7 separate regions of the Homo sapiens genome follow, and regions 1, 3, 4, 5, 6 and 7 are each linked to region 2. Evidence: chromatin loops called from intact Hi-C (ENCODE). Cell type or tissue: mammary epithelial cell. All regions are shown on one strand.

Evidence for each region. A loop is a pair of places that touch in the nucleus more often than their neighbours do. Peaks named below come from ENCODE experiments on the same cell type or tissue, not always from the same donor. Only the 100,000 strongest peaks of a DNase experiment are listed, where the experiment ranks them.
Region 1: a loop joins it to region 2, with 1.8 times the contacts of the local background. A loop is called at or near these places in 6 of 110 quality-filtered maps.
Region 3: it touches region 2 in a loop (19-fold over the local background); 7 of 110 quality-filtered maps call a loop at or near these places.
Region 4: a loop joins it to region 2, with 32 times the contacts of the local background. A loop is called at or near these places in 4 of 110 quality-filtered maps.
Region 5: a loop joins it to region 2, with 12 times the contacts of the local background. A loop is called at or near these places in 37 of 110 quality-filtered maps.
Region 6: a loop joins it to region 2, with 4 times the contacts of the local background. A loop is called at or near these places in 4 of 110 quality-filtered maps.
Region 7: it touches region 2 in a loop (18-fold over the local background); 3 of 110 quality-filtered maps call a loop at or near these places.

What each region holds. Positions count from the first base shown.
Region 1 is chr6:104,681,010-104,685,009 of GRCh38, forward strand. No RefSeq gene overlaps it. Among named protein-coding and RNA genes, the nearest start is that of HACE1, 180 kb to the right of the region's middle. RefSeq lists an enhancer at 2,065-2,359. In mammary epithelial cell, a CTCF peak has its summit at 2,226 (motif pointing right); no DNase peak of the experiment used is centred here.
Region 2 is chr6:104,523,992-104,527,991 of GRCh38, forward strand. It overlaps LOC105377918 (a long non-coding RNA gene), which reads right to left and starts at 3,481. Exons shown (of 5, transcript XR_001744272.2): 1 at 3,283-3,481. In mammary epithelial cell, CTCF peaks have their summits at 1,913 (motif pointing left) and 3,951; a DNase peak (open chromatin) is centred at 1,890; H3K4me3 peaks cover 240 bases.
Region 3 is chr6:104,001,904-104,005,903 of GRCh38, forward strand. No RefSeq gene overlaps it. Among named protein-coding and RNA genes, the nearest start is that of HACE1, 860 kb to the right of the region's middle. In mammary epithelial cell, a CTCF peak has its summit at 2,396 (motif pointing left); no DNase peak of the experiment used is centred here.
Region 4 is chr6:102,847,772-102,851,771 of GRCh38, forward strand. No RefSeq gene overlaps it. Among named protein-coding and RNA genes, the nearest start is that of GRIK2, 1.5 Mb to the left of the region's middle. In mammary epithelial cell, a CTCF peak has its summit at 2,299 (motif pointing right); no DNase peak of the experiment used is centred here; H3K4me3 peaks cover 196 bases.
Region 5 is chr6:104,769,209-104,773,208 of GRCh38, forward strand. It overlaps HACE1 (HECT domain and ankyrin repeat containing E3 ubiquitin protein ligase 1), which reads right to left. Exons shown (of 24, transcript NM_020771.4): 18 at 2,717-2,866; 19 at 1,985-2,181. Among named protein-coding and RNA genes, the nearest start is that of HACE1, 89 kb to the right of the region's middle. In mammary epithelial cell, a CTCF peak has its summit at 2,241 (motif pointing left); no DNase peak of the experiment used is centred here.
Region 6 is chr6:104,230,466-104,234,465 of GRCh38, forward strand. No RefSeq gene overlaps it. Among named protein-coding and RNA genes, the nearest start is that of HACE1, 630 kb to the right of the region's middle. In mammary epithelial cell, a CTCF peak has its summit at 1,741 (motif pointing right); no DNase peak of the experiment used is centred here.
Region 7 is chr6:103,795,626-103,799,625 of GRCh38, forward strand. No RefSeq gene overlaps it. Among named protein-coding and RNA genes, the nearest start is that of HACE1, 1.1 Mb to the right of the region's middle. RefSeq lists an enhancer at 1,959-2,460. In mammary epithelial cell, a CTCF peak has its summit at 2,345 (motif pointing left); no DNase peak of the experiment used is centred here.

The sequences.
Region 1 (4,000 bases), 160 kb after region 2:
ACTGTTAAGTCTTTATCTACACTAAACTGGCTTTTTATAAATTGTCAGTCACTTTCAGATACGCTCAAATAATGACCACATAAATTACGGGTAGGCTCTGGGCAGGGTTTTTAAAAGTGTGGTCCTCAAACCACCTACACCAAAATCATTTGGATGCTTGTTAAAAATCATATCCCTACTAAATCAAAACCTCAAAAGGCAACCAATCTGCATTTTTAACAAGTTCACTGGGGATCATGATGCACAATGCATGTGAGAAGCACTGCATTAATAACATATAAGGATACTTAAGGAATACTCCTTTTATCTTACTGCTTATAAAAAGCAAACAATTAAAACATACCAGCTGCTCAGTAATTGAGAACAGGTTTTTCTTCATCTCCTTCACACAAAATGACAGTCAGTGACTTATTTGGCAATTTCAGGAATCTCAGCCATAAGGACTAAATTCTCCAGAAGCCCTTTATTATCTCACACTATGTTAAAGAAATGCTGTTTTTTCAAGAAAGAAATAACTGGATGGTGAAGACGAGAATGATGCTTATGGCCCTTTTGTATCTTTTTTCATTGAAGTCTTATGAATCACACTTTTAATAAAAGATTAAAGAAGACATTTCTGATGCTTTATCATTTACTATTACCTAAATTGAATAAACATTTTTCAATAAAATTTTCACATGACATTGTCAATTCCTTTTTCCCTCTAAGAAAATTACTTTCTATGAAATCGTTTTGGTCTTGACCTTTTCAAGAAGATATAATTTTCCTGCATTTCTATCAAAGAAGGTCACAGTGTCAGAACACAGGGCAGCCTCACAGCAATGCCCTAGAACAATCACAGAATGGACCTGAACAATCCCAGTTATCATCATTTCTTTCAGGCTCTCTACCTTGTCCTTTTGTGATCATGGCAATTTAACTTTAAGCTGTATGGTATTGTTATTAGCTCAATTTATCTCACAGTCAAACTTCAAGCAATCTTTACTATTCAGTACATAGCAGACATGTGTCTTTCAAATTGTTGCCTCATATTCCTGCCTCCTTTCCCTCCAACCATCACATTTATAGGCCTTCCTTAGTGAAAATGATCTAGTATTCATCATTTATACTATAATCTAAGGCAGTGCTGCTCACATTTGAGTGTGCATCAGAATCACCTGGAGGGCTTGTTAAACTGTAGATTGCCGGGCCCACCTCCAGAGTTTCTGATTCAATGGGTCTGGGATGGGGCCTGAGAATTTGCATTTCTAATGTGTTCCCAGATGATGATTATGATGGTGGTCCAGGGACCACACTTTAAGAACCACTGATATAGGTAATTTGCCATCTTTCTTCTGATGCTTTTTCCAGATAATGTTGTGTGTTTTAATTTATATAAATTGCTCCGTGACTCATCAGAGTGAAAATCCTAATTATTAATAACAACTTCTAGACGGTGTATTAGAAACTATGCAAACTGACAACTGATGCAAATTGACAACTGCTTTTGACAGCAGCAGGGCCGCCACACAATTTATTTTCTATTTTCCCACAGAAGACTATGAAACAAAAATTTCAAGTGAGCACCTGAGAACCCTAGCCTTTTACTAACCAAATCTTAACCAGTTGAGTCACTCATCTGTCTCTAGCTTAAGCACTTCCACTCAATTTCTACTTGCCTGCCTTGTCGTCTCAGCTGATCTGTTGGACTTGGTCCCAGTCCATGAAGACCTGCCTCTTTCCACCAGGAGCCCGTGCTCCCTACCACTCTGCAGAAGCTGACCCGCCTTTTTAGGGTCGAGTCATGGGTCGTCTCCATCTTGGCTCCCTGAGGATGAGGCGCTTCTGCCTAACTTCTTCCAGGGCTCCCAGACTTCTCTTCCTCTTGGCTGCCTCCCCTGGTGTGTTCTGGAGAAGAATATTCACTCTCTTGACAAAGGAATTTAAAGAGTGCCAGAGCTGAGGGGGGCCAGGGCCACATTGGGAACTGAGTACTTGAAAGTGCCCCCTCGGCGGATGGCAGGAAAAGGGGAGCATTCACACACAGGGGTATACTGTTGAAGAAATGCCAAGTCCTGCTTTCTTTGATTCTCTTTGAGTGTTTCTTCAAATAAGGTGCCCAGCAGAATGGCTTCTTACCTTCGTATAAGAATGGCACATTCTGCTGAAAGATGTTGCGCCAGGAAGATGGAGATAAAATCCTGAGGAAACCAAGCAACGAGAAAGCCAGGCAACTTCACCAGCAGAGGGCGCCAGACCACCAGCGGCGCCTCACAGGAAGTCCGGGTCTGTAACCACTGGTAACTCTGGGGACAATGAAGGGAGGGGACACTGGATTATTATTATTGTTCCCATGTTATTTATTAAACCTCATGGCCAGAACACTAACAAGCATTGTATAAAAAAAGAGCACAGGACTTGGAGTCTGAAAAGCCAGATTCTAGCATTTTGTAGCTTTTTGGCTTGGCCAAACACCCAGAGCCTCCATTTATTTTCTTACCTATGAAATAGAAGGAAAAAATAATAATCGTAGCAATGGTGTGTGGCTTATCAACTTCACAGGTTTGCTATGAAGGCTGATAAATAAAAGGGAAAAAAAGATCTATAAGCACAAACCTTAGTTATTTCTGGGGTTGTGAACTCAAAAGAAGTATATTAATCTTAAAGGGCAACTCACTCCTCATGCCACAGAATCCGGATGCCTTATCACGTACTTCGGAAAGATACTTATGTTCCAGCCTGCACAGATAGTAGGGATTTGTGGAGTAGGGAGTCCATTCAGAGAGGCACCAAATCCCACTGGGTAATTAATGGTACACGCCATTCCACCCCAATCTCGGGTACTTAAGTGAGGCCGGCAACAGAGAAGATTCTTCACAGTGTGAAGAATCCAGGGGGAAAGATCTAATAGAAAAACCAAATCCAGGGCTGTCCTTCTAAAACAATTACTGGAAAATTGCAGAACCAGTCTGCCCCAGGGAACCTCAGGAAAAATATTACTTCGATTGTGTGATTGCATCTTTCACAGAGCATGCAAGAGCACTGCCGGGCACTGCAAGGCAGAAGCTAAGAGCTCCAGTAGTTATATTATGCCTTTGTGGGATTGCTATGCTTAGCTTATATTGAAAGCAGCACAAAATTAAAATGCCAAAATTAAAAATCACAAATTCTGAACTCAACTACAGGACAGAGTTCCAGGTGATTTCATTCTATTTTCATGTGATGGGCTATTAATTGCAATCACTGCACAGAATTTTTATTTAGGACAGCTAAGGTTTCTCTTGCCTCCAAGCCCCAACCAACGTAGTCCTCTCTGCTGGAGAAATTTCTCTAACCAATCTTCCTGTCATTTGCCTCGTGGGCTCGTTCAAATTGACACCTGAGAGTTAATTTACACCTTCCTGTTTTACAAAAACAATCTAGAAGGTACCTAGCGATCTATCTCATTTGAATTAAAACACTAAATTTCAGTTTTCAGTCTTATATGGATTATATAAATGGGAACCCTTGGGGAGAAGCCCAGATGAACTAGGAAAATTTTACTGTCCTTTCAATTATTTTTTCAACACATCTGTGCTGGTTACTTTTAAATCTACCTCTATCTCTTCTTTAAAATCCAGCTAACAAACAAGTCATTATAAATAGTGCCTTTTTAGAGAAGGAAAACATGTCACCTCTCAATTCTGCTACAAGGAAGTCGTTAATGTAGGTTACTGAATTAGAACAATCTCTGGAGTAGTCATGTCTTTTCTGGTCCTTAGGAATGGGTCTAGGGAACTCTTTAAATTGTAACTATTATGTATTGCAATTTTTTAAAGCTAACATGTATTTATTTTAAGCTCAACATAGCTTTATTTTGGATCTACATAGTAGTGTGCCAAGTAGTGTGACATTGCTTGTTCCCTCCCTTCTGGGGATATGGCAGTACCATGCCTGCTCCTGTGAAGTTGGGCAGGGCCAAGTGAAATGCTTTAGACAAGGACATGAGAGAGGAAGTCCATGTGTCACTTCCCATCAGAAG
Region 2 (4,000 bases):
GTAAATTAGGTAAATACAAAGAAAATTGAGCAAACCTAAAACCAAGCAATTTTCAATCCAAGAAAACAAAAACAAAAAATAGGAAGCAAAATGAGTGATATTTTATATGTTACCTGGCTCAACAATGATTAGCATTTGCATGATCCTCAGAACATAGACGATCAAAGAGTGATTAAGCTGAAAGTGAAATGTAACTAAATTTAAAGGTTTCAGCAGGAAGTATTCATGTGTATGGTTAGGGATTATGGTTATAAGATTTAGCAAATAAAAATACAGGGCACCCACTTAAATGTGAATTTCAAATAGTTAATAATTTGGGAGGTTCCAAGTATTTTATAGATAGTAGTAGAGGGATGAAAACACCTATATCCTCATATTCCATAGTAGAGAATCAAAACTAAAAAAATCAGTAAATAGCATTATAAGTCCAATAAGCAAATAGCAACATATTTGAAATGGGTTGCCTCTGACGAGCAAGAAATTATGACAAGGGGGATTCAGGTGGTATTGTTTATTATACCAATTATATGTTTTTAACAATTTTGTTCTTTCCATGCACATAGAATCCGATCAAAATACAAACTAAATTATTTAATAACTGAAGCAAATATGACAAAATGTTATAATTTGAAAAAGCAGCATACATAGATGTTTATTGTTTTATTCTCAATTTTTTTTCTTGGAAATAATCAGAGCTATCTAAGGAAATTTCGACAAATATTTAAAGACTAATGTTTTGCAAGGTTTCCATATTATTAAACTATTTGGGATTATCGTGATGAAAATTACGGAATAATTTGCAGTCATGTCTTTTTATTTACTTATTCATTCCACATATATTTATTGTTTACCTATGATGTTGGAGAAGCAGACAAGGTTACAGCAAATCAGTTTGCTAGCCACAAAACAGCAAGTATAGACAGATCAACAATGGAAAATTTCACTCCATTCAAGGCAGCTCACGACATGACAAGTCACTCCTCCCTTCCCCAGAGGTCCTACAGACTCATATATTCTTGAGTACAGAAGTGGCACAGGAACTCCTTGAGGGTAGTAACCCACTTCCATTATCTTTAAGGAATCCTTCCTAGTCTGACACAGCCTCTAAAACAGTATCTGAAGAGGAGCTCATGAAATTTGTTAAAGGAGTAGATGAAATTAATCAATGAGTAAATGATTGAATAAACTATATTTTAGAGGCTGTGACAGTTTTCCTTACTGAAAATGATTTTTAAAGTTCATCTAAAAGGCTACTGAATTAACCTTGATGTAATTACTATTTAAGTAATTTTATTAAATAATTTTATTTACCATTTAAATAATTGTATTATGTACTTTTAAATGCCACAGAGGTTTTATGATCGTTTAAATAATTGTATTATATACTTTTAAATACTGCAGAGGTTTTATGACACTGGAATGGAAGAGGAAACAGGGGACCCAGAGGATACCTTAAAGAAACAAACTACAGGACGTGATGGTACAATAGGGGAGAGGAAGAGAGAAAAATCAAAGATGTAGCACAGAAAACACTCAGCTCTGGAACCTGGAAAACAGGCGGTCCCGCTAAGAAAAACGGAAATGTAAAAGAACAGCCAGTTTTGAAGGAAGGCGAGAATTCATTTTTGTGTATATTAATTTATCTATCGTACCTAGGGCCCAGCGACAGTCATGCCGGAAGCATCTCAAATTTTTAAAAATGTAAATGTGAAAAGCAGACAAGCAGTTCCTGCATTTTGTCATCGCAAATATCATCGATTTGATTTCATGAAAGTCTCTTTTACACAACTCTATTTGAGTTTCTGCCTCCGTGAGTTCATTTATCAGGCTCAGCCATCACTTTCAGGAGTCATGGGGGACTGCAGCCCCGCCCTTAGTAAACCGGGTAAGTCCGGGCTCGGCTCGCCTATGCAGGAGTGCCATCTAGTGGTCAGAGAATGTCACTTCAAGCTAGACTACAGGAGGAATAAACAGAAGGGGACCTCAGGAGGAATAAATAGAAGGGGACCTCAGGGACATTCTGCTTTTGTTTCCAATTTCCAGGCGTGCTGTGACTGAAAAAAAGGAAAAACATTCCATTCATTGCCTAGATATGACTTTATGATAGCACGTCCAGTTACAGTGCCAAAAAGTGAAATCCAACGTCTGCTTTTAACGTATTCTTAAATGAGACTGATGTGGTCTAAAGGAGAAAACAGTAAAATCAGCATCGCTTTTTATTTTGAAGTTGTTTATATTTGGCAAAGAATGTGTTTGTGGCCATAGACACCATTTGGCTATCTTCAAATCAAGGCAAAGGTTTACAAATAACGAATTTGTAAATGTCTCACGTATGAATGGGCCCCTTTTCTTTAAAGTCACGCCCTTCATACGGTCTTATGCATACACCTGATTCTCTCTGAAAAAAGCAGCCGTTTTGCTGCCTGATGCCCAAAGTCATCCCTTTGTCTCAAAACGTCCAGAACACTTTGTCAAACCTTTAGAGCTATTTATGTTTGTGTCTTATCTCCCTCGCTAGGCTTTCAGCTTCTTGGGGCAGAGTCCATTTCTGAATCATGCATTAAAAGCTCCAAACAGCTGATTACCAGTGTTTCTAACACCAGGGAATCAAAGCCTCCTTTCAGAACTCAATACCAGCTGTGGATTTCCTCACCAGAAAATACGCACTGTGCACACAACATGCAAAATTTTGCTCGCACTCTCGGGAACTTCAGTAGCCCCTGGAAGCCCATTAACATGCTGTTCAGGTTCAGAAACCTGATCCAAAATAAACTTCTGGAACATAGCCTATTCATAAGTTGAAGTATCCTGTATGGGAAAAACAGGCACGTGTGGAGATACAGAGTAAAGCCTATAAAACTTGACTTCCCCTACATTGTCAACTATTCACCAGAAAAAAGAAAAAAAAATCTATTTCTGCTGATTGAAGCCGAAAAAGGCACAGCTCAAACCTGTGGAAATGAATACAATGTGAAAATGCACCATCCAAAGAGCCAGACATGCCCAAGACCCCTTCCCGTGCAAGGATACTAAGGAAGGCCTGCTACTCCCCCCAGCCCCACCCTTCAGGGCACTCTGGTGTCCTAGTTATCTGACCTAAGTTTAAAAAGAAAAAAATCTTTCCCCCTGTACTTGGCAATATTCAAATTTTTCCAAGGTGCGCTTGCTTACACACTCTCTCTCTTTCTCTCTCTCTTTCTTTCTTTCTCTCTCTCTCTCTCACACACACACACACACAATTAGATGAGGGAAATGTCCAAAGCACAAAAATAGATTTCTTACCCTAAATCTGATCTGGCCATGGGTTGATTTGGATGGCAAAACTGAGATCTTTTGTTTCTACCTTAAGCCTCCCCCAAATCCCCTTCTCAGACTCAGAGCACGGATAACCTATCCCCAGTTTTGGAGCCCTCCTTCCTTCCAAGAAAAGAATGAGACCAGAAAACTCAGTGACATCTGAATCACATGCACAAGAGCTCATTTCGATTGATGGGCCCTCCCGGGGGAAGTTAGGAGAGCTATGTTGGCACTTCCCTCAATCCGTGTCAGGATGTCGATAAAACCACAGACCCCTCACTACCCGCTCTGCACAACGCTTCCTCCTTTTCTCATGGAAGTAGAAGTGTCTTCTCTCCACAGGACATTTTGATTTTCCACAGTGTTTTTCAATAGGCTTTTAAAGTATATATCTATCTTCACAGCAGGGTTCAAATACAAACATTTCATCAGAAGTTAGGCAAATAAAGTTTGGAGAGTTTACAGGAAGAGCATAGCTCCAACCCTCACTCATCAGTTCTGGCACGTCGCAGAGAGAGAAGATACTTAGTGAACACAAAAGTCGGAGTTCTGAGCCTCATTGTGGTTCTCAAATAACTGAGGCTGTGTTATAGGAGAGATGGTACAACCTTGGGCAAGAACACTCCAGAGGAAATTCAATTTCCACATCCGATAGGGGGCGAGGTTGGGCCACATCAGTGTCAGCTCTGACACTGTTAAGCGG
Region 3 (4,000 bases), 520 kb before region 2:
TGATTCTTCTCTCTTTTCTTCTTTATTAGTCTTGTTAGTGGAAGAACATTCCAAGCTCATGGATAGGAAGAATCAATATCATGAAAATGGCCATACTGCCCAAGGTAATTTATAGATTCAATGCCATCCCCATCAAGCTACCAATGACTTTCTTCACAGAATTGGAAAAAACTACTTTAAAGTTCAGATGGAACCAAAAAAGAGCCCACATTGCCAAGTCAATCCTAAGCCAAAAGAACAAAGCTGGAGGCATCACGCTACCTGACTTCAAACTATACTACAAGGCTACAGTAACCAAAACAGCATGGTACTGGTACCAAAACAGAGATATAGACAAATGGAACAGAACAGAGCCCTCAGAAATAATACCACACATCTACAACCATCTGATCTTTGACAAACCTGACAAAAACAAGAAATGGGGAAAGGATTCCCTATTTAACAAATGGTGCTGGGAAAACTGGCTAGCCATATGTAAAAAGCTGAAACTGGATCCCTTCCTGACACCTCATACAAAAATTAATTCGAGATGGATTAAAGACTTAAATTTTAGACCTAAAACCATAAAAACCCTAGAAGAAAACCTAGGCAATACCATTCAGGACATAGGCATGGGCAGGGACTTCATGTCTAAAACACCAAAAGGAATGGCAACAAAAGCCAAAATTGACAAATGGGATCTAATTAAACTAAAGAGCTTCTGCACAGCAAAAGAAACTACCATCAGAGTGAACAGGCAACCTACAGAAATGGGAGAAAATTTTTGCAATCTACTCATCTGACAAAGGGAGGATGTACAAAGATTCTGTACATCCAGAATCTACAAAGAACTCAAACAAATTTACAAGAAAAAAGCAAACAACCCCATCAACAAGTGGGTGAAGGATATGAACAGACACTTCTCAAAAGAAGACATTTATGCAGCCAAAAGACACATGAAAAAATGCTCATCATCACTGGCCATCAGAGAAATGCAAATCAAAACCACAATGAGATATCATCTCACACCAGTTAGAATGGCGATCATTAAAAAGTCAGGAAACAACAGGTGCTGGAGAGGATGTAGAGAAATAGGAACACTTTTACACTGTTGGTGGGACCGTAAACTAGTTCAACCATGTGGAAGACAGTGTGGCGATTCCTCAGGGATCTAGAACTAGCAATACCATTTCACCCAGCCATTCCATTACTGGGTATATACCCAAAGGATTATAAATCATGCTGCTATAAAGACATGCACACGTATGTCTATTGCAGCACTACTCACAATAGCAAAGACTTGGAACCAATACAAATGTCCAACAATGATAGACTGGCTTAAGAAAATGTGGCACATATACACCATGGAATACTATGCAGCCATAAAAAAGGATGAGTTCATGTCCTTTGTAGGGACATGGATGAAGCTGGAAACCATCATTCTCAGCAAACTATCACAAGGACAAAAAACCAAACACCGCATGTTCTCACTCATAGGTGGGAATTGAACAATGAGAACACTTGGACACAGGAAGGGGAACATCACACACCTGGGCCTATTGTGGGGTGGGGGGAGGGGGGAGGGATAGCATTGGGAGATATACCTAATGTAAATGATGAGTTAATGGGTGCAGCACACCAACATGGCACATGTATACATATGTAACAAACCTGCACATTGTGCACATGTACCCTAGAACTTAAAGTATAATAAATATATATATATATATATATATATATAAAAATTGTTATGTGATGCATGGCTGTATTTTTAAGCAGTGTGTTTAAATTTATATACACTGTTTTAAGCAAAAGTAGTGTTCTTAAGTTGGAAAATCATATGTTAAATATTAGCTTTTAGTACAATTTATTGTAATGGAAATTTTGACAGGTACTTCTGGTACTTAACCAAATAAGTGATAGTTCCTCTAGGCTACTGCTTACCAAAGGGGCATATACATTACAGTAAACAAAATCATGTGGAGTTCAGATGATCATTCTTAGAAACTTGATTGAATATAGTCTTGTCTTATCTTACTTCAATATTCAACTATTCAGTTCCCTAGGAGAATATCATGAAGTTTAGACCTTCTATGTATTTAAAATAATGCTGAGATATGCTAAATTATATTGCATTAATCCTTTAATAACTATTCCTTCAAAAAGGTGGAGGGAAAGTAGTCTGCTGCCTATTTGTATGGCTTAGTTTATATTTTAACAAACTATAGGTTGGTATGGTCCCCTTCATGAATATGCATATGTGGTACAAAGACATGATATTGACATAAATAATGTAATGATTCATTACTTCTTTTGAAAAATCATCATTCGATTTCTGAAATTAAGCCATTACCTGGTTCCTTCTGGCAGCTACTATTCTAGAGTCTTTCTCTCTCTCTCTCTTTATCACGCCACCACCAGGTGGCCTATATTTCTATGTTTCTTTTCTTCTTTGGGAAGAGGGGAGAAGGATTCTGAGGTTGGGTGCTATGTTACTCTCAGAAACCCTGAATGGTTACCCGCCTATTGGGACTCTACCTGCTTACCTTGTAGAAACTGGTCAATTCTTAAAGGTGAGTGATTTGTTGACCTGTTTGCTTAATTTCCCACATTTCCTTTGTAGTTTTCAGGCATCTGGTGTTTCTCAACTAAAATTAAATATTGTAAAATGTGGCACACAATTGTTAAAATACAAAATAATTTTCTTTCTTTTCTTCAAATATGATGTGAAAGTGGAGTCCTAGACCCTAGGATACCAAATCATTTTCAGTAAATGCTTCACTGTAGTGTATATTAACAGTTGGATATCGCATCCCATTCTGCCAACTTCTAGATGCTGAGGTAGGAAAAGAAGAGGTGCTGAGATTGTAGTGGAACACTCATCAGTGGGGTCAGGGCTCCTGCTGAGATGGCCACTGGGTCTCATGCTCTTGGGTACAGCTGGTGGCAAGTTCCTGTAATCAGAAGCCATCACTAGCAGAAAGACTCTACAGTCATTTTAATCAGTCTTTGGCAAAGCTGGCAGTAAATGTACTAAGTGGATACATTTTCCTGAAAATTGCCACTGTAGCTTTAGTGTTCTGCTTGAATTGAGGCAGCATGATATAATGCAGAATCAGAGAGGATAGAATCAAACATTCCACTGGTTCTCAGCCTACATTTATTCTATAAAATTATTCTGTTTCTTGATCCAGGGAACAGCACTGTAAATTATTCACAAGGTAGATATCCAGAAGGCATATACAGCATATCTGAAGTATTATTTAAATGCACCCTAGAATATTTATACAATAGTAAAGAGTTGAGAAATGAGATATTTTCTGTTTCATTTAAGCAAAATATGCAAGGTTAATTCTATTAAAATTTTAGGGCTTTTTTCAGCTATATGTATGTTATTTAAACTATCTAATGATTCTATAAGGCTTTAATAAAAAACAGCAGCCTCCTCTTCCTCGCTCCTCACCCTACTTCATAACAGCAAAGGTTTTCATCTCTTAGCTAGTGAGCTAGGTACAGGATTCAAGTATTTACCCCATAATTCTAAAGCAACATGTTTATTCTGCTACATCAAGATTTGTTTCCATTTCCTATATTTTCTATTGACTTTCTATTATGGAAGATGGAGATGTACTTCTCCTATGTTTCTGTTCTCACTCACTTCTCCTCCATCCATCTTTCAAAGTATAATTTTGATTAAACCAGCATTCAGTGTTTAAATTATTATTACTATTTTAACATAACTCAGAGATGAGCCATGATAAGTATTAGAATTACATTTCCTGTCTTGTCTGATGTTTTGTTCTTCCTGGGGTTCTTAATTACTTCAGTTTCCCCATTGCCTAGTTTTTTCATCTATCATTCATTTTCCTCCTTAAATGCAAATCTTTTTTCAACTCATTAAAAAACGAGTAATCTCTCAGCTTTTTTCAGTATGGAAACTTGTTCCTTGCTCTACTAAAAACTTATAAAATATACAAAAGATAATAGGAATAACTTTGTGAATACCCATGTACCCACCCAC
Region 4 (4,000 bases), 1.7 Mb before region 2:
CATTTGATGGTTTAAAAAAACATTGTATTGCTTAATTTGTTTTGGGCCTGATTACTAATGTACAGAGATTTCCATTTCTGTCTTCTATTAATATAAACACTTTATCATGTGTTTATTAACTATTTATATTCATTTTGGGGATATAACCATTTCAACCTTTGCTCGACTTAAAATTGAATGATTTTACATCACATTAATCATTTATTATAATTAATTCATTTCAGCTTATCTCTTGTATTATAATTTAAGTTATGGAGCAGTGTGCCATATGTAAGAATTTAATTTTTAGGTTGTTAATTTTGTCAGTCTTTACTTTTACACTTTCTGAGTTTTGTGTCGTTCTTAGGAAGTAATTTGTGTTTGTGTGTGTGTGTATACGTGTATTCACATGTGTGTCTGCTTTTTGTTAGTTTTGTTTTCCTACCTCAGAGTTAACAAGTATTGTCATATCATCTGATTGTTTTTGTTTTATTTTGTCTATTTTTTTTACTTTTCATGTTTTTTTTTTATTTAATACTTTAATTATGCTTATTCCCCTCAAATAGCCGTACCTACAGCATTATTTAGACATCTAACTTTTTGGAAACAATGACCAATTTCCTGAACCATGTCAGTCAGTTCTGCTATAATGCAACGTATGCATTTCTAAAAATCATTATGCTATGCAAAAATGGCCCAATAAAAGTCATGGGTCTTATTAGAAAAATGGGGTTGAAAGAAATATACTAAAAAACCTAATTAGCGACACAGAGAAAACAAAAATGTAGGAACACAATGAAACACAGTGGCATAGTTTTATCCATGTTAAATGGTTCACAAACATGAATTCTACAATTGATACGATACATTACTTAGAAAAGAGTTGAATTTTCTGGAGGTGAGTGTAGGAATGATTGCAGCTTATGTGTTATTGTGAAGTGATGGGAGGGGTGTCTCTGGAATCATATGGAAAGTTCTAATATTTAATGTGGATGGGTGTGGCTCATAGCACACATGAACTAAGGTATCTAAAAATTGAAATGCGTGAATATGTTTTCTGTATTTCTATGAGACTGTTCTGTGTGGTGCAGTTTGCTGCATTCATTTAATGCTTCTCTGGAAAGAAATAGCACATAAGCAATCAGGAAATTTGCATTATACTCAAATTGTTCTGTAATATGTCAATTGCATAGGAATGAAGGCCTTTTTGTAAAAGCACGTGTTGTGTAAGCACTGACTATAACTAGAAATGTGACCTGAATCATTGTTTATGCCTTTATGTATCCATGAGTCATTTTCTGTATTTTCTATTTACTTCCTCTGATCTATTTGTTTCCTGAACAAAGTTATATGTCCAGTTTTTATATTCAATGGTATCAATTTTCTATTTTCTTTTTAAGTATATTTTGACCTTTTCATATATTTTATTGTTAACATACATTTTGCAATTTTTATTTAAGTTCTACAAAGTCCTGGTGCACTCTCATTAAAAAAGCACTAAATATATAAAGTGAGAGGATATATTTTTGCAACATCATGATGCAGCTTCCCCAGCCCCTAAATTTCGTGGCATTTCTGACTTAATTCAGACTAGTAACCCTGAGATACCAGTGTCAGCTCTAGAGTTACCCTATCAGAGCACAATTCCATCTGGCTTTGGAAAATTTTCATTTATCTTTTGTCACCGTAATAGGTAGAACTAGGCCATTCTAGCACATTTCTGAGAAAATACTGTGAGTTGGGTGGAACGGGAGGACAATATATTCTTGTCGTCCATTTCCCACATTCCTAGGCAGTGAGTGAGGGTTTCTGAAGAGACCCCAACTTAGGGTACAATTTAGGGTCTGATAGTTGTTTTTTTTTAATCTTTGTTCCATGGCTTTAAAGTTAAAGACTCCAAAAATATTTTATTCCTTTTGAACTTAAACAAACATGAAATTATGATTAACAAAACAGAAAAAAGTACTATAATAAGGATAAAGGTAAGGCGGTAAGTTAGAACAGGAAATGGAACTACTAAATCGAGCAAATGTAATTAAAAAATAATACAGGAGATAGACAATTGTGCTAAGTTAAATAGTGGGTTTTATTTGATAAACAGAAAAGTGAAATAAACATGACAGATTGAAAGAATATTGTAAATCAATGTTTTGAGTGATGGATCGTCATATGTGTCTATTTTTTGGAACATGGAGTCATCCAGAATAATTAGAGGGTCATGAGTTTAGAGGAAAGTATTGAGATAGGAGTCTGAAGTAGCAGAATGGACTTAGTAGACTATACACGAGCTTGCATTGAAAGGCACTAAGACACAATACATTAAAGCCACTAGAGGGAGGCCTAGGCGGGCGGATAACGAGGTCAAGAGCTCCAGACCATCCTGGCTAACACGGTGAAACCCCGTCTCTACTAAAAATACAAAAAATTAGCCGGGCGTGGTGGCGGGCGTCTGTAGTCCCAGCTACTCGGGAGGCTGAGGCAGGAGAATGGCGTGAACCCGGGAGGCGGAGCTTGCAGTGAGCGAAATCGCTCCACTGCACTCCAGCCTGGATGACAGAGCGAGACTCCGTCTAAAAAAAAAAAAAAAGCCACTAGAGATGTATGTCGAATTATGCAAATATTATGAATATGAGGAAGAGAAAGGAGGATTTACTCATGTGAAAACATTAAGGAAGTAAATTCTGTCCAATACAAAGGCAAAGAGACCTCATAAAGGACTTGTGAAACTAAGGTATAAAAACTTATGTATTTTGTTAGAGTGAGACTTTGCCCCAAACTTCCTAGGCTCAAAGTCAGCTCCAATATATCCCAGCTGTCAAGATCTTAAGTAAGTTAGGTAACATCACTAGCCTGTGTTTTTTCATCTTTAAAATGGGTTAAAGATAATAATACTTCATAGATTATTGTGAGGTTTCAAAACAGAATCAACACAAATAAAACAGGAATATTTCTGATACATAGAATGTGATTCATAAATATTAATTAGTATTTTTATTTTGATTATCATTGTTGCTGCTGCTGTTGTCATAACCTCATTCTAAGGAAGAGGGCAACAATGTCCCTTCTCTGTATTAGTGATCCACATTCATTTAAACCTCTTTGTACACCTCTTCTATTATATTTATAACTTACTATAATACTTTTTGCAATTTTATCTCATCACTTCAAGTCACCTGCTATTAATGCAGAGCACACTGATACAATGAGAATAATACCTATTTACTCATAAAGTTATAAAGATGCTCATTTAAAAATATTTTTATCTAGTCAGTTTTCTTCAATCAGAGTTCACTGTTGCTTGACATCCTAAAACCTAAGGAAATTCTCTGGAGTTTCTTTCCATATTGAATATAAAGCTCTTATTTATTTAATTCAAACTCAGTTTATGCTCAAATATGCTTTAATAATAGACCTATGTAATTTTTCCCAAATTTAATTCTCCTTCATTTCTCTAGTATATTTAAATGAAACAAAACTTTTAGGGACTAGCTTAAATAAACAAACTTTCTCAAAGCTATTTATCATAAATGTGTTGAACAAATAAAAATCTTTGCTCTGGTTGAAATGCACTGTGGTAATCAGGATAACGTTAAACATGACTGTCACAATCACATTTAGATGACCTATCTTTGTTTTCTCTTCCCGTACTCCCTCTCTCTCAGATTATCCACATGAAAGCTTTCTTTGTATTCCAGTTAATCTTTTCCCCACCTGAATCGAAAATGCTACGTCTCCCATCACAACTGGCTTTTGAAAATAATAATAATAAAGTTACAAAGAAAGGATTAGGATAATAGGCTGAGAAAAAGAAACACACAGAAGAACCAGCAAGAATTAAAACTCCTGTTTATATTTGTGTGTTGGCAATAACAATCAGGAGACCAGCAAAAAAATAGATAGGAAACAGTTTAAGCAGAACACAGATAAATAAATAGAATGTTTTGAAAATTATATCCACATTGAATGCATTTGGAAATTTTCTATGGTGTGCCAACTTCTTTATAAAATATATATATATATA
Region 5 (4,000 bases), 250 kb after region 2:
ATTTTTTATAGAGATGAGGTCTCACTATGTTGCCCAGGCTTGTCTCGAACTCCTGGCCTCAAGCAATCCCCCTGCCTTAGTCTCCCAAAGCACTGGAATACAATTGTTACTAGATCTTTCCACTTTGTCATATATATCTGAAAGGAGTGACAAACCTCACCAGATATAGTATTCACAGATAAGAATCATGTTTATGGTTCTCTTATCAAAGGCAATCATTGCTTAATAAAGATTCTATGACTTCATTACCCTTAATTGAGGGTAGGCCTCCAGTGTAAAATAAAATAATAAACATGCTACAAGGTGAACAATCTAAAAAAAGATTCTAAAAATATTTTCACTCACTGGCAAATCATATAGGTTTAAAAATTAAGTGTTTAACTATTATAATCTTCTAGAGCTTAACATGACTTACATTAAAAATCAAGTAAGTTCTTCCTCGACACAATTAATTTTGCATATAGTATGAAGAACATTAGACTTGAAATTAGGAGGCTTGGGTTTTGGCCCCAGTTTTGCCATTAACTCTTTAGGATTAGTGTCATTTCATGTAAAATGAGAGGGTAGAATTTAAAATTTCTAAGTATGAATATGTAAGAACTCAACTCCTGACTTTATTTCCAAGAATTCAATCTCTTTTTTTTGTACACTATAGTATCTTAAGTTTCAAAAGGTAAAATTATGTCGCTTGCTAATAAGTTTCCAATTCCCTTTATATATCTGAAACTAAGAACCTATTTTTATAGAAAACTACCCAATACAACTAACTTTTGTGCTGTGCTTTTCATTTTACAAAATGCTAATAACAATTCTGTATGGGAGGTATTATTATTCCAATTCTACAGAAAACTGAGTTCGAAGAATTGTTAAACATAACCCTTTTTAAAATAATCCACATTTTACTAAATCTATAGTTTAAAAAATGGCTCAGTGAACATTGTTTCTTATAGTTAAATTGATTCTGAAGATGTCTTGGAATTATAATTCAGCTAAACAAAAAGGGAGGGGGGCAGTTTAGTATTGTTCAACCAGAAGCTGCTACTTGTAAGCAACAGAACTAGAATTCATATGATATTTTCTAACTCCAAATACCTCATATAACATATTAAAACACCAAGCCATATTAAATCTTAAAGTCATATTATGACTTTGAACAGTGAAATTTAAAACATATGCAAAGATTTTTAAATAATACATATAGAGGAGAGGTAATAATAAATAAAAATAAGGCCGAGAGTGGTGGCTCATACCTGTAATCCCAGCACTTTGGGAGGCCGAGGCAGACAGATCACCTGAGGTCAGGAGTTTGAGACCATCCTGGCCAACATGGTGAAACCCCGTCTCTACTAAAAATACAAAAATTATCTGGGCATGGTGGCGCACCCCTGTAATCCCAGCTACTGAGGAGGCCAAGGCAGGAGAATTGCTCGAACCCAGGAGGCAGAGGTTGCAGTGAGCCGAGATCATACCACTGCGCTCCAGCCTGGGTGACAGAGTGAGACTTCGTCTCAATAAATAAATAAATAAATAATCAAGTTATACAGTCAAAAAAATATCAAAAGGTCGAACAAACTTACTGGATCCCAAAAGTATGTGGAAAGCTTAAACACTGGCATTTCTTTTCTCTATTAGAATTCTTTAATATTACACTTTAAAAACATGAAAGAGCAATTTTTGCAAATATCTTCATTTAAGCTTATATTTCTAATCAAATTTCTCAAAATGCATATGCCCAATTTATACTATCAGCTGAAGTGCTCTCGATTTTTTAGGAACCAACTCAGCACAGCTAGCACAATTATCAAAATAATCCTTTCTAATTCAAAATTTAACATTTGATTGTTTTATTAACTTAAACGTTTTATCTGCTATGATACTGTAATAGTAAAAGTTTTTCTACAAGTGCCAGAAGAATTTAGAGTAACTAGCAAACTATCAGGGCCAAGTTACAAACAATGGTTAAGGTAAAAACTGAAATACTCACTTTATTATTTTGTGTCACAAGAATACTCCCACCCCCAGGTTTCAAAGGCACCTCTTCCATTGCTCCAAACACATCAGTCTCAACAGAAAAAGTTAGTTCTAGACCCAGATCACTTATATCATTATCTAAAATCCATTGCAAATTTTTCGCATATTCTGGATCAATGGATGCCACATCTTGGTAATTTACAGGAATACCTAAAAAATGCAAACATACAGCAGTTATAGTCTGGTTTTGCCTTCCCTTATCTATTTAATGGTAAAATACTGCCCTCTACAGATATTCTGAAAAACTGCAAAATATAATACAATCCTACACACAGCATATTTTAAATGGATTCCTGAATTTGAAAGTCTGTTAAATTAATTCTGTGTTTCTTTCACATTGTTACAATGTAATCTTTCTTTGAAATAACTATTCAGGAAGTTATTATAAACTTCAAAAATGCCAATTATCTTAAGTATACTCACACTGAAATGTATTCTTAGCATAAAAATACACACACAAAAATTGAAAAAAAAAAAAAAAGGCTAACTTAACTAGAGGTGTTTGGAAAAAAAAAAGGTAGGTCATTTTTTTCTCCTTCAAACCCCGAATGGCTTACATATACAGATGGGCTCCAATCAAAATAAAAATTATCTCATCCAAAATACTACTGCTTATCTAGTTTTCCTCAAACTGAAAAAAAAACAATATAAATAAATGTCTGCAGAAATAATAATAGAGCCATACCAAGAATGTGCTTGTAGAAGGATCGTGTGAAGTAAATATTGACCAGCTGCCTGTGGTTCAACGCTAATCCCAAGATCTGCCCAGCAAACCGAAAATAGTTCAAGTGATCAGGATTTACATAAGAGTTGCTATTAGGCTGAAAAGTTGTTCCTATTGAAATAAATACAAAATAATATATTATTAAGAATCTATATGCAGAAGAAAGATTACTTCGATGCAGATAAACTAATTCACATACAACTTCAGCAAAGCTAAGGTTACATTATGTATAAACTTCCAGAGAAATGTTCTTTGTGGAAAATATAACAAGTGGTAAGTAGAATTGGAAGTATAGATGATAATCATTTATTCATACATATTTGTCACAGTAATCTATGGCAGAGAGAAAATTTTAGAGTACTTTTGACTGAAATTAGTTGGAAGATCATCAGAGACACTCTGGAAATAATACAGCAGAGGATCATATACACATACACATACACACACACACACGCACATATACACAGTTTCCTAGGCAGTATGGCAATAGGCTGTTCGCTAGGACAGACATTATCCCATTCATCTGTATGTGCCAGTGCAGTAAGTATTTGCTAGTTTTTGCTGCTTCAGGAGTAGAACACTATGAGAATAACTAAAAACTGTAAATGTACAACTGCTCTTAAGTGACAGGCCTAGTCAATGAACTTGATGCCTGTTAACAATGATTAGAAAATCACCTCAGTCCACAAGGTAACCAAGTCTTTCTAATGGCAAACAATTAAGTTTAAACAATTACCTCTGAGGTGAAAGTAAAAATGGCAAGGGCAATAAGTTACCAATTACTATGAAAATCCAGTGCAATGGAATATGAATCCACTTTTATAAAATATCTAGAATAGGCAAATTTATAGATAGGTAAAGTAGATTAGTAGTTACCTAAGGCTGAGGAAAGGGGATATGGGAGATATTGCTTAACGGGTACAGAATTTCTGCTTGGGGTGATGAAAAAGCTCTGAAAATAGATAGTGGCCGATGGTTGCACAACACTGTGAATGTACTTAAATGCCACTGAATTGTACACTTTCAATAATATAAATGGTAAATTTATATGTGTATTTCACCACCGTAAAAAAAAAGTCTCAAAAAAAAAATACTACTAGTTAAAAGTTAAAACCTAATGCCAAAACCTCAACTTTAAATAACTTTCTTTTCCTATTTTTCCTATTTTTCTGTGATGGTCACTAATTCATATTACAAATTTACTCATCCATTCAACAAACACATAATGAGCTCATGCTATATACT
Region 6 (4,000 bases), 290 kb before region 2:
GTAATTACTGCTTCCTGGTCCCATAAGGCTTCTTCAGGTTTCCTTCCAAAAGTAAATATTAAAAAAAATTCTCACACAGAACTTTCAAAACATACCCAAAAGATACAAAATGAAGAGTAATGCTGTATTTCAAGCAGCTTTCATGTGTCAAGAAAAGAATACCTGCTGGTGTCTTATTCCATAAGGAGCCAGGCAGATACGTGACCCTCCTCTGAAGCACGAACTCTATATAAACTCTCTCAGAATCTCTCTTACCCTACTAACCCCATACCAACTTATTTCTGAAACGCATGTCATTTAGGTTAATTTTATGTGTCAACTTGACTGGACCAGGGTATGACCAGATGTCTGGTTAAACATTATTTCTGAGTGTGTCTGTGAGGGTGTTTCTGGATGAAATCAGCATTTGAGTCAGTGGACTCAGTGAAGTAGACTGTCCTTTCCAGTGTGGTAGTGCATTGTCCAATTCAGTGAGAAGAGAACAAAAGGTGGAGGATTTTGGTCTTTTTTTTCCTTCTTGCCTGCCTTCTTGAGATGGGAAGTTAGTCTTCTCCTGCCCTTAGACTGGGGCTTATACCATAGACTCCCCTAATTCTCAGGCCTTTGGACTTAGACTGGAATTTCACCACTAACTGTCCTAGATCTCCAGCTTACAGATGACAGATTGTAGAACTCCTCAGCCCCCATAATCATATGAGCCATTCCTCATAATAAATCTATCTACCTACCTACCTGTCTTCCTACGTATCTCTTATTCATTCTGTTTCTCTGCAGAACCCTGACTAATACCCAGGTAAATTTTTAGCGTAGCCTCGGTAGCCAGATTAGAAAGTCCCCATCTGGAAGTGCTGCCTGTGATGGGAATCACTGCAGTTAACACGTGTCCCTTAGCTCTTGCAAGAGGTAGGCCTTCTGCCTTTGGCTCTGACAAGGTGCAGGAGGCCTACCCCTTTAGCATCTCTAATGGTGTCACAGTCTCACAGCTTGGCACTCTGGCTTGTTGTGGTTAAGTGCTGTTTTGCTAGAAAACATCTGAGCATAATACGACAAAATATTTGTTTTCTCCTCAACATCAGCACATGTTTGACCTGTTAGAATTTCTAAAATGCCAAAGTAGCAAGGTGCTACAAGTTAGAACTAACAGATATGCAGGTTCTCTTGGAACTCTGCTTTCAATTTTTCTCTTTTCAAAAATCTATTGATGCTTCAGATGTTAGCAGAGGAGTATCAGGAGCTATTGTTTACTGAAGGAAAGACGATTGACCTTTGACAGCAACTCATGGCTGGCATTTTGGATATTAGTCACCTATTTCTTTTCATTCTTTGTATAAACATATATTAAGCACCTGCCATGCAGTAAGCATTTGAGTAACAAAGGTTAACAAGACATACTTTCCATGTCCTTGAGCAATTTACAGCCTAGTGCAAGGGACAGAAATGTAGAGAATTCAGTTACATAACTTAATGCATAAGAAAAAACTGAAGCAATAAGAAAACACTCTTTAAGCATATTAGGAGGGCAAATCAAGTTGAGAAAACATTTTAAAGAGAAAGTGTCCTCTGAGATGACTTTTAAGATTAGAGGTTTATGAACCAAAGAAAGAGCTGGTGCCTAGGCATGACCTGTGACAGGCTCACAGCAGTCTTTCTCCATCTCATCACTATTGGCACCTGGGGCTGGATAACACTGTTTTGTGGGCTGTCTCGTGCATTGTAGGATGTTTAGCAGCACCTCTGGCCACTGCCCACTAGGTGCCAGTAATACATATACATACACAGACACAGACACACACACACACACACACACACACACACACACACACACAGAGTTATGACTATCAAAAATGTCTCCACATGTTTACTAAGTATCTCATGGGGTAGAAGGCAAAATGGCCCCTTGTTCAGGATTGAGAACAACTGTTCTATATGATGCTAATTAAAGTATCCAATATGGGCAGGGACTAGCTGACACCGAGTGAGGGGGAGATTGAAGCTAGACTGTGAAGGACCATATATACATGCTAAAGTTATACTGAATTATTTGGGATATTTTACAAGTAGTCCTAGATTTTTATTCATATTAATTTGCAATGTTTCTTCAAATAAACTCCCTCCTAATAAGGACATTTCAAGAAGTCTAACATCAAGCATATCGGATTTTAATCAATTTCCAAGTGTACCCTAGGAAAGGCTACTTCCAGCTTCTAGTATATGTCTGGCTGCACAATTATGTTGCCTCCAAAAAAAAAAAATAATAATAAAGAAAGAAAAAAACAGAAAGGCAAAAGAAAGCCCAAAATTAAGTTGGGCTCAGCAGGAACGGCACTTAATAACTATTTGTTGAATGAATGATTGAATGAATTAATGCACCAGCCAATTAATTAACTAAATGAAAAGGAGTGAAGGGGAAAATTCAGAAAAAGAAAGAGGTAGATAAGACAGAATAGTGGGGAGAAAAGAGGACATTTTCTATCAAAGTAATAATAAATTTTTTCATGTGTAACTAGAAAATTGCCTCTGAAGAGCACTAAGCAACAGCATCTTTGTTGGCAAAACAATATATTTTCCCAAGGGAACTGTTGAAGGAATTAATACTTGCTAGGATACAAAAGTTCTGATATATTGCTGAAAACTCAGTCTCACTAGATGTTCATTCCTTAAAAATGACTAACAAAATGGGAAAAAAAAAGAACACTAAATTTCAAACTGCTAGCCATGATTTTAAGGCAAAGGGTAAGACTTGTGCCTGAGTTGGAAAGACCAGATATTATATACTCAGTATCAAGCTATAGATTGTGTACTCTTGAATTTGGCCATCATTTAAGCCACAGCTTTGAGACTCAAACTGTGAAACAACTGTCTGGTAAGGATCAAAGGATAAAAAATATAGCACAAACAAGTTTCCTGCATTTTAAAGGCAGGATTGCCCTGCACAGCATCAGTACGCAAGGGGAAGGCACTGGAGCTGAGGAGACACAGCTCAAGAAAGACTTTCTTCTTGAAGGTTGGAAGAATTTTATGTTGAATGACTCTGCTCACCTCAGGAAAATTTGCAAAAGAAAAAGAGGACAACACAAAGAGACATCTATGGATACATTTGCTCAAAAAGTTATCTGGTGGCCTTAGGTACCCCAGGGTGTCTCCCCAAAAGAGGCCTTTTTATTATAAATCCTCTGACTCTAGTTAAAGTGGGCTCATACTTCACTGTCTCTAGGAGAAGTAAAGAAAGAAACATGAAGTTATGAACCATAATTTCATGCTAGTTTTGTCTAGTTACAGTGTTTCTTGGTGAAATCTCTTTTTATACATACTGAACTATTCTATTCTTATTTTATATAAGGATATAACATATTATAGTTGGTTAAATATTGTGTCCATGATCCTTAAATAATTTGTGAATTAAGTTCTTTGTCAGAAACATGACTACAAAGTTTTTTTAGTATTATTTTAGTGAATGTATCTTAAAATTGCATTCACTCTAACATAAACTACTTTAGCTAGAAACAAAATGTACAGCAATAGTGCAGCACTAAAGAAACTTTTACTTTGTATTATCAGGTTTAGAACAATAAATAAAGATCATATTTGTAGAGCCTCAGAAAAGCATGTGATCCATCTCTCCAGAGGTGATGTCTTGCTTTTCATCAGAGCCTTAGGCCCTTAGTAATTAAAGTTTGAAAGACTTTAAGATCCAATTTGTATAACAACACTAAGTTGAATGCAGGCTTCCGTCAAATAAATATTTTATATTTTTTATATTTTCAAAATAATTCCTTAACTATTATAGAAAATATGTCAATACAAAAAGGCATAAGGTGAAAAAAAATCACTCTAATTTCACCACTAATATTTTGACACAGAAAAAAGTCACCTCTGATCCCTCTACTAATATTTTAATGTAGTGTCTTTCAGTCTTGCTCTATTGCATTTTTTTGCTTTGCTTTGCTTTTAGTTTGATGTTATACAAAAATAATTTCCCCAAGTTTTTTGAAACTGTCCC
Region 7 (4,000 bases), 730 kb before region 2:
TATGGGAGGTAATGGGTAATGTTAATTAGCTTGATCATCGTAATTTTACAAGGTATACATATTTGAAATCATGTTGTACACTTTGAATATATACAATTTTATGTTTCAATTATGCCTCAATAAAGCTGGAAAAAGAATAATTTTAGTCATCTCAGTCACTGAAAATTGACTTTCTTTAATAATCTTAAATCATTACAATAATTATTCAAAACTTACATAGAGAAAATTAATAAACACTTGTAGGTTGTATTAGTCCATTTTCACACTGCTATAAAGAACTGCCCAAGACTGGGTAATTTATAAAGGAAAGAGGTTTAATTGACTCATAACTCACCATGGCTGGGGAGGCCACAGGAAACTTAGAATCATGGCAGAAGGCAAAGGGGAAGCAAGGTGGGAGAGAGTGAAGGGGGAAGAGCTCCTTATACAACCATCAGATCTCGTGAGAACTCACTTACTATCAAGAGAACAGCATGGGTGAAACAGCCCCTGTGAATCAATTACCCCCACCTAGTCTCTCCCTTGATATGTGGGGATTATAGGGATTTTGGAGATTACAATTCAAGATGAGATTTGGGTGGGGACGCAAAGACTAACCATATCATGAGTATACATCTGGGTGGAGATTTTGACTTCCCCTTCGTAACAGGTTTGTGAAGCAGAAAGAGCCGTGGACTTGAAGCCACAACAAATTTGGTTTTCAGTCCTGGTCTGACTCCACCACTTGCCTGCCAGCATGAACTTGACCAAATTCATTTTGATCTTATCTGATCTAATATATGAGGTGCCATGTTTTTAATGCTTTTTTAACCTGGTGTCCATAAAGACAACAGACTAACAGACTGGCAGATGACTACTGGCATAGCAAAGGAGAAAAATAATGCCATCCCACTGACCTGAGCCCTGTCTTCTGCAGGTTTTCCCCCATCCTATCCACAACCTGGGAAAATTCTCCCAATCAAATCTTAAAAATAACTTCAACAACAGACAAGATGGCAATGGTAATTGTTGGTGTTGTGTGTAGCGGGGAGGAGGTTAAGGTAGAATTTAGGTGATCAATATTTCAGAATATAGCATTTTAGGATGATGATATGAGAATGGATTTCTTTAGTCCTATTTTAAGGTGGCTCCTATACGTTACATGCTGACAGAAATAACATATGGGTATTAGAAAAAAAAACACATGTTACATAAGATATATGCTAGAAATATTTGTATTTTTGTAGCTGAGTCTTTGAGAGCAGGAATCCCAGAAGATATTTTACTGTAAAACATTAGCTTTCAATAGATTGGACTTGGACTATTATCAAGGTTTAATTGTATTTTACTAAATATTACTGTAAGCATTTTAATTAATATTATAATTGCAATTACTATGAATTTTCTACATTCTTTATATTAGGTGTATTTGTGAATTAACTCTTTCACCTTTTTACTCGTGATTTTAATAAATAATATTTCAAAAGAATGTGCAATTGAAAGAATGAAAGTTAGTACCCAGTAACAACAGAGATTTGGGGACTGAAACTTATTCCTACTATCTTAGAACTTAGAATTAAAAAAAAAACTTGTTAAATAAGAAGACAAGAGCAACGTATTTTGAGAAAGTCATTAAGTTTGGTTTATTTTGTTTAACAAATACAATGTATGTTCTCTTTAGGCACATTTTAGAGATCCCTATATTGTTTCTGACTTTTAAAAGCTAATTGAAATGCCAAAGATTTGAGCATGAAGCATTAATTTCATTTGACCTTTTAAGAAAAAATTATTCTTGTTTATTTTTCAGAAAATGAATTAGTCTTCTCTACCAATCATGTTAGAATGAGCCAGGTGGCAGATTATTTAATATCTTGCCTTTCACCTCTGGAGACTAGGGTTTAAATGTGGCTTAAGAAAACACCCAGAAGTGATTTGTGTACATCTCAAAACCCTTACAACTGGGCTTAAGCAGCAATCACTTGCAGCTGTAGAGATGCTCGTTCAAAAAAGCATCAGAAATGTCATAGGACCAAATCAGGGGATTTCAATAAAGGTATAAAGGCCACTCAGACAATCCATGTGGGATAAAGCTTATCAAAATAATGAACCTAAACGTCTGGAACTTTCCTAGTCAATGAAAAATAGCAAAGGAGCTTCCTCGGCTTTTTTATTTTTTTATTTTTTTTCTAAAAAAAAAAAAAAACAAGGAGAAACAAAGAAAAATGAGTAGTCTCAAGTAGATCAGATTAAGTGGTAAAAGCATCCCTAAAGATATGCAAATTACATTGGTAAGTGAAAAAAAATAATAGTAAAAAGTATAGCTTACTAGTGCCCTCTAGTGTACCTTCTCTTCTGCTTTTTGTGGAATGTGTGTGTGTTTTTTGTTTTTTGGTTTTTGGTTTTTTTTGTAATGTTTTCTAGAGTGTAAGCAGGGGTTCTAACATAAATAAGTTTTAGAACAAGTGAAAACTAAAAAAAAAAGCTGTAAATTACTTAAAAATTAAATATTAACATTATTGGAAAAGATAAAAACAGCCAAACTAATAATATTATTACGTGTATTTGCGTCAATAAACTAACATCATTGTCAAATTAAAGAAAGACTGAAAGACAGAAAAATGATACCATTTCCCCCTCCTCATGGATAGGCAAAACAGCCTTTTCCCTGAAAAATGTTTTGCTTCCCAGTAACTCTGTTTTGCATCCTAATTGTACCATGTGCCAACAAAACAGATTGTTTGCTAATTGATATCATAAAGCAAGACAGCCCAGTGAAGGATGATAATTCTGACTACGGCTAGCAGCAGCTGATGTAGAGCTTGATAGAAATGCTGTCATTTTCAACACAAACTGCCTACAACTGACTTTTCACTGTAAATATAGAGATGTGACAGAAGCCTCACACACCCACCTTTATTTTAAAAAATGAACAGATAATTCTGCTACAATACTCTTGTTACCAGTTCTAGTTTAGCTTGTAGCATTTTAAAGAAACTAAGTTTAGGGATATCATTCAGTCTCTGTACACAGCACTGGGGGACAAGGTAAAACCTTTCATCTATAGTCTATAGTCAGATGTAGGCTCATGAATAACATGTTTGCTTATGGATTTCTAGAGGAGAATAAAATAGCCAGAGCATGAACTATCTATCTATTGAAAATTCACAAGATGTCAATAAATTAGAATATAAAAAGTATATTTTACTTCAAGTATTTATAAATTCAGCCACAGCATATGTGAATAATGAAAATTATTCTCATATTTCTATGCATCTTTCACAGCAAAAATACAATATTGCTTAATGGGACTTAGCCTGTCAGCACAAAGAGTCCTTAAATAAAGAATTTTTCTATGTGAAAACTGATATTTTTAGGCATTAATAAATGTCTAGGGTGAAATTCAATGTGATTCAGCACAGAGCAGCCTTTTGAATGTAGGTCCCTAAAGAACAATGGCTATGCAATGCAAATAATTTAGGCAATATAAAATGAGAAAATAAAGACATTTGGATAGAGAGGGAATGCTGACATGGGATGTGAAGGCTTTTAGTATAGTTCTCAAGGAGAAATGTTGAAGTAAAGGGGTGATGTACCACATGCCATAGTATACAGCAACCTTTGTTCAAAAGAGTAACTATTTGTGGTTTAAAAAACTGAATTATCTTTTCTAGATATGCACTTTATTATAATCTCTCCTCAACCTAACTCTTCATTTTATTTTTCTGCAGAGTGAAATCTGATGTAAAAATAGGTGCATTAGACTCAGAATGTTTATGGTAGAAGAAAACATCAGAGACCATGTAGTCACCCCACTCCCAGACTCCCATTACTTAACAAGTAAGGAAACTAAGGCACATAGAGGTGAAATCAAATGTGTTTAAAATCACACAGCAAGTCAGTAGCAGAGACAGAAGGAAAATAAATCTCTAATATTTTATCCATAGTTTTTCAAAGTAGCTATTTTTCGTGCAATAAAAAGTCCTTTAAAATGTCGTTAAAATGGCTTAATTTTCTACTTGTT